Linked DNA regions of Homo sapiens: region 2 is linked to region 1. A link is a contact called in ENCODE Hi-C or POLR2A ChIA-PET data. All regions are on one chromosome and are shown on one strand. The core of a region is the stretch at or near the end of the contact, and the rest is flanking DNA. Distances in the headings are between cores, read along the strand shown.

Region 1 (3,767 bases), core at 158-2,657:
ATGACTGCCTTTAAGACCAATGCAGTGGAAGTAGAGATGATGGAAAGTTGTTGAATTAAAGACATTACTAGTCATTACAGTCTATGATTTATTAGGTAGGGTCATTTAATCAGAAAAAAATGCAGACAGAGAGTCAAGGATGGCCTTCATGCTTTGATTCCTAAAACTGTGGGCAGTATTCTTTCAAATGAGTCAGAAATTAGGGGGTAAAATTAGATTTAGAAAAGAATCAAAATGATCACTTTTGTTTCTGGAATATGTGGGAGATTGAGTTGGATATTTTAATGGACTTTTGGATATATGCTGCTAGCCCTAAGCAAAGGAGTCTGATCAGGAAAATTTATCTATCTATCTATCTATCTATCTATCTATCTATCTATCTATCCATCTATCTATCTATCTATCTGCATATATGTGTGTATATATGTATATATATGTGTGTGTGTGTGTGTATATATATATATATGTCTTCCTTATCTTTTGATTTAAAAACTGGTTTTCCATTTACAATGGGTGCAATGGTGTGTCTCCACTTTGGACTGAAGCCTCATTGTCTCAGCACCTGGGAGTCAGAAGCTTTCAACTGAATCTTCCTTGTATGGCTCTCAGCTAAACAGAAGTGCCTTCTCAAAGTCACACTTTCTCCCAGTGCCAGATGTATCAAACGGCTGGTTCGTGTGGGAGTATAAAAGCTTGGACTTGTTGCCTTATATCAAGATAAACTTGAAAGGGCACTCACCTCCAGAGCTCCCTATACTGTTAGCTGAAGCCTTTGTGTTACTGCATCACAATTCAATATCTGCCTTTGCCCAATCCTTTCTTTCTCATCCACAGGTACTTAACATCCTTTATGTAATCCTTCATCTGAGAGTCTGTTTTTGAGGAACCTGACCTGTAACACAGCCTGAAGAAATTTGGGGACAAATCCTAGCAAAAAATTGGGATATCATTCTTGATGTATTTATTTTTTGGATGATACATATCATTTTACTCCCTAAGAGCCATACCAATCAATACTACAAAAGAATGAGCAAACGGAATTTCTCTGCAGCCTGTATCTCAACAAGATCTGCTCCTCCAACTCCTTGCATCTGGCATTTTTTGGGGGATAATCATAAGGAATGTTTTGACTCTCTGATAAACACACAGAAATGAACATTTTGTAGGAAACCATAAACATGAGTCATACAGATAAAAAGCAAACATAGTTCTATTTACTGTCATCAGAGTATGTAGATCAATATTTTATTGCATTGGAAGCTTCATCTGCCATTTTTAAAGTAATCATTTCAACCAGGAGGATGGTATATTCTGACTGAAAACCTCCCAGGACCATATTATGTAGGCAAATGATTTTTTCCAAAGAAATAGACAGGAAAGTGGCTGTAAAGACAAAATGTATACCTTTGACTATAGTGGCTAAGGCCGTATCTCTGTGTTTTTTCCATTGACCACATGGTTGGTTTGAGTCATAGGTGTACTGAGTCAAATGGAATTGAATGATAAAATCAAGGAGCACTTTGTATCCAGAAGTACAGCAGAACATATCAAATATTAAATTGATGCATAAAATAGGAAATATCTTTGTTTACCTACATGTTAATACTAAAAAGTACTATTGCCCCATGCTTCACGATGAATATCAGGAAAGTAAGAACCATGGGAGATAAAAAATGAATTAACATAGTCTCCGACCTGTGTGTCTACAGTTGAATTTTATACATATAAGCCTTATAAATAAAGCATTTTACCTGCAAAAAAAGTGATCATAAAATAATATGATTACACAATTACACAAGGTGATAAAAGGAAAAGTTCTAATAAAGGGGCTAAGGAGCCGTGTGATAAACCAGTTGTAGGAAATATACTTCTCAGTCTTGCTTTGGATGTTGGAACGGTTTTTGAATGTCCTGGTTTTAGGAAAACTCACCTTCTACCTTTCTTCGAAACTTCAGAATTCATTTGCAACCAAATAAGGAAGTAACTCCTACGCATCTGTTTCCTATACACGTTTCTCTTCATTTCACCACAAAACTATGTAATTTATAGGAAGTCAATTTAACTTCTTTTCTTAGAAACAAGAAGTTACAAATTTCAAGGGTATTTTTGGAGGTATTGGCGGTTTACAATTTCATTCAAGGTTATTGTCATAGTTTGTTACACTTTTTAGTATAAGAAAAGCCTAATACAAAATATGTCAAACTAGCAAATAATTGAATTAATTTAAAAGAAGATAAAATGAGAACATTAATAAGAAGAATAAATATAGAACCCAACGTACCTTGAATTTCAGTGAAGCAACAAATTGTTTTTCTTAAAATATCTGTGTTTATATGAGCACTAAGTGGGCTGGGATTGTAAAATCCTGTTAGTAACAGCGGAATCACCTTTGTATCATGACAATGATGAAATTACTGTCTCTTGTCACAGCTGTGTGATTTGACTAATATAATTTGGCTTATATAATTCCCCAGCAATTAAATCTACTTTTCTGATTACACTACACCTGCACCTTAATAGGTGTATTTAGCTGGGGAAATAAAAAATCATGCTGAAATGTCTCATTTAAAAAACATAACCCACTTGAAACAGGCTTTTGTAGTTAGTACTGCACCCTAAACTATTCCTGTCAAGACCACCAATGACCTTCATTTTACAAAACTAATGACTGGTTCTCTGTTTTCATCTTGATTTCCATTTCTTTCTCTTTCTGTTTCTCTCTCTCAGTTTGGCTTGCATGAAACTTTTCTTCTATGTCACTAGTCATTTCTCTGAAGAAGCCCTTTTCACCCCTTTGTTTTCTTCTACTTTATCTGCACAAGCTTCCTAGATTATCTCATCCAGCCCATAGCATTAATGCCTTCCATATTCTTACGACCTGTTTTTCAGCTTTGACCTCCTTTTTGCATTCCATATTTGTCTGGCAACCGCTTAGTCACACTCTCTACTTCAGTGTCAAATTGACATTTTGAATTTAAAATGTTAAAAGCTCATCTTCTCATTTTGCCTTTCATACCAGCTTATTCTCCAGCTTTTCATATCTCAATGGTAGTTTTATCACATTCACACATATCAAAAACTCCTGAGACAACTTTGTCCTCTCTCTCCTAAACACAACATCTAACCCTCAGTGAGCAATGCACACAGAATCATACGTCCACTGCGACCACTGTATTTCACATTTCACGCTAACACCAACAATTGCCTGCTATCGTTAACAGTGTTTTAATTGTGATCTTTCTGCTTCTGTCTTGAAGCAATGGTAAAGAACTCCCTGGACCCCCATATTTATGCCTGGACCCTGCTTTGTTTCTTCAAGGCACTTTTCCTCCAGCCGAATTATTAGTATAAGATTGTTCTGTTTGCTGCCTATCTCCCTTCATTTGAATGTAAGCAGCATAAGGGCATCAGTTTTCTTGTACTAATTGCTATATACCTAGTGCCGAGAACATTGCCAGGTGATAGCAGATGTTCAATAAGTATTTGTTTAATTAATACAGACATCGATGTGTACATATGATAGTGAGCGAGAGTGGGTAGATCGAGGATGATTATATTAAAAGATGTGATCAGAGAGGACTTCTCTGAATAATCCAGATTTCTTCTAGATTTCTCATTTGTAAGTATGGTAGTGCTCCTGAGAGAAAAAGGCACTGCAGACGTGATATGCAGATAGCAAGTCCAAGAAGTAAGAAGCAGAAGCCTTCTTACCTTCGTGTACCATATATTCTCTTTGGTTTTACCCTGCTTTGAAAGGTACCGTGACT
Region 2 (3,230 bases), core at 484-2,983, 510 kb after region 1:
AGCCTGGGTGACAGAGACTCCATCTCAAAAAACAAACAAACAAAAACAAACAAAAAAAGAACAATCAGAGTTGGCAGCTCAGAAAGAGTTAAAGAGGTATATACATATATGTTTACTGTGTGTGTGTATGTGTGTGTGTGTGTGTGTGTTTAGGTATCTTAAATATTTAAGCCTGGAGTTCTTGAAGTAAACTTGTATTTGTTGGATTTTTATTTCTAAGTCAGTGAACTAAGATGAAAAAAAGGACAATGACTGATGGACGTATTCTCACCAAACAGGGTTCTAAAAACTTAGAACCTCTAACTTCCAAATAAAGGTGGTTGTGTTAGTAATGAAAGTGTAGTAATAATCCCTATTGCACATTCTGTCATAAATTTGTACTCTCTCAAGAGAAAAACTAAAAGCAAACCCCTAATCTCCTATATTTTGAGGCAATTTTACATGGGGGAAAAATAGTATCAGACAGGTTTCTTCCAGACCAGCTTTTTCTAACACTAAAAATGAATAGATTTCAAGTAAGCAAAGGATTTTTAAATAAATCACTTCAACTAAGATTTGCATACAGTCTGGATGAAGTAGATTTTACGCTTATATTCTTCAGTGAGGATTTATAGCTCAACAAATTTGTTGGTGCAATGAAAGCAGCTCTAGGCACACAATGCAAACTGAAAAGATGGAAAGTTTTGACTTCATAAAAACTGAGAAGTCAAAGTAGTCTTTTCTTTCATTTTTTTCTGTTGTTGGTTGAAAGCCCATCTTTTACAAAAGGGTTTATCTATAGTAATATTATAATGCTTGAACATAAACAATATACAAAATATAATACACAAAACGTTTATTTGAGTGTCTGCTTTTGTATGGGGGTGCATGGTAGATTGTATTTCCAGATACTAAATCATGGATCGAAATCTCTCCTTTCAAGATTCTTATTATAGCCAATCTCTTCCACATTGGAAATTTGACCTGTTCCACATTTGATATTCCTATTAACAAGGTTACTCTTCTGTAGATGAAAAAGTGTATATCGAAGTATCAGTATAGTATCTGAATTAGATAACACACTAAACAATATAATAATGTATTAGTAAAAATAAGGAAAATAAAGAAGCTGAAGTCGTGCTTAAAGAACTTTAAGAAAATGAAAATTGAGGTGTTGAAAAAAGCTTTTAAGGCTAACGTGAATGAGGCGTCCAAGTGGGAAACCCATCCAGTTCTACTTTTTTGAACTTTGCCTGTCGTGGCCAGGATAATTAGGTAGAGATCAGAAGAACAGAGTGAGACATGGAAATCCCAATTTATGTGACCTTGGGCAAATTACTTAGCTCTGTATGCCTCAGTTTTCTCTTTGATAGATTGAAGATATTTATATATCTTTACTATCAAGCCATTTACAGAAATAAATGAGCTAAGATATGCCAAGTGCTTTAAATTGTGTTAAGTACAAGGTAAATAATAAATGTTTATTATTAAAAGAGGAAAATTCTGTAAGTAATTTTGTTATGCTAAGTAAATTTACCTTTGGTTTGCCCATCATTTCCTTCATTTTCCAGATAACCCTTTAAAATGAATTTGATTTTCAAACAATAAAAAACAAAACAGCAACAAAACTCCCTCTGACCTCCTCTCACCTTCTTTAGTCCTTGCCAAAGTGTTAATATTGCAAAAGTACTGTGAGAATTTCCTGTATTGTGGTTCCTGGAACACTTCAGAGGCTTGTGATTCTACTGCTTCTTATTCACACTATAATACATGTCTCACCAATAGATGATTCAAGAACATCATTTAAATACACAATTTTTCATTCTCTATTTTTGCTAAATTTCTTCATACTCAACTTTCAGATTCTTTAATCTCCAGCTCAGCTTCAACAATTCAACGCTGTTCTTTCTGAAAAAGTACACATCGTGCCTTCTCTACTTCGCTCTTGGAACATAATTTCTCATGGCAGGTATGTGTGATTTCAGTCACTAAATTAAAAATAACCAGAAAAGCTATTTCTTGGATTGGCTGATTTTGGGGTAATGCTTTAAGAGAAAAGGACATGATTAACAGTGGATGTTTTTAGGATTTTCATGCATTAGCACTTTCCACATTCATTATATTTTCCTGATTCTTCATTGTATAACTTAGACATGATTTCATGAAGTTTTTTCCACAGGTTTGAAGAGTGGTTTCTGACAGGGCTACCTTTAAATTCTGAGTGAGAACTGAACTTTAGCCTGGTTAAATTGTGAGCAACAGTGTTCTAGTATAGCAATAGAAAATGCCAAATATTAATGACACAATGCTGAAAAGGTTTTAATTGACTATTTATGTTGTGACATCCAAAAATTACACAAATGAACAGTTTGACACATTGTACTGTTGTTAATGACATCACTCTTTGAGAGTGTGTTCACGTTAGCACAGAATCTCCTAATGTTGAAATGTTTTAGGTGAAAGGCCTAAAAGCAAGTAATTTTGAGTATGAACAAATGGAATGTTCTAGGGGAAAAAGGATTGTTTATGTATGTTCAATATACTGTGAAATGAAGCCAGGCCTCAAAGTTGTTACCCATCAATTTGTTATCAGTTATCACACCAAGTCCAGAATGTTCCTATGTCTTCTTTTCCCTATAATATCTCTACGAACCAATGAGCAGCTAGACATTTATCAGAGCAAAACCTGCACTGAGATGAGGAGAGGGCATACTCTCAACTAGTATTATTGTGACAATGGTAGACTACGTTGAATGAAAGATTCTTGAGCTAGACACACTTTCATGTGATTTCTGACTTGGATACTTACTTGCTTTGATACCTTGAGAAAATAACATTATTATTGGACCTTATGTTTTCTCATCTATGTAATGAGAACCATACTATCTATCTTGTGATTTTGTTGAGAGAATAAAAATAAATGCCTGTTATGTAAGTCCATAAAACACAACGTGGTGCTTGTTAATATCTTCTACCTCCAGATCTTTAAGCACCTCTGCCAATTTAAAATAAATGGTAAATTCACTTTACTGCAACAGAGCTGGTAGAGAAGAAAATGTTTGAATAATCTTCCTGAAGAATAAGATACATCACATAAAAATGTTGGTATTGGGTGAAGTCCCGATTGGAAAGTCTTCAGTGTTTTATTGGCAAGATGACTCCGTTATCAAATGAAAGAATGTTGTGGATTCTCCGTCACTAGTTTCTGCTTTTAAGAACTCAGCTCCTGAGTTTGCTCTTTAAGTCATTAC

What was found. A loop is a pair of places that touch in the nucleus more often than their neighbours do. ChIA-PET counts read pairs that join two places held with the same protein, here RNA polymerase II (POLR2A). Pooled maps may share reads with other maps.
Region 2: a pooled map shows a loop between it and region 1 (2.6-fold over the local background). The contact joins the promoter of KLRD1 here to the enhancer-like site in region 1. A Hi-C loop is called at or near these places in 5 of 50 pooled maps. POLR2A ChIA-PET finds 5 or more read pairs at or near these places in 2 of 52 experiments (H1 and activated T-cell).

Annotation. Positions count from the first base shown.
Region 1 is chr12:9,791,989-9,795,755 of GRCh38, forward strand. No RefSeq gene overlaps it. Among named protein-coding and RNA genes, the nearest start is that of CD69, 33 kb to the left of the region's middle. Within about 2 kb of position 1,408, at least 3 of the 41 ENCODE cell types and tissues checked have a DNase peak (open chromatin) inside an H3K27ac peak, as active enhancers do.
Region 2 is chr12:10,306,137-10,309,366 of GRCh38, forward strand. It overlaps KLRD1 (killer cell lectin like receptor D1), which reads left to right and starts at 1,734. Exons shown (of 6, transcript NM_002262.5): 1 at 1,734-1,948. The coding sequence starts at 1,942.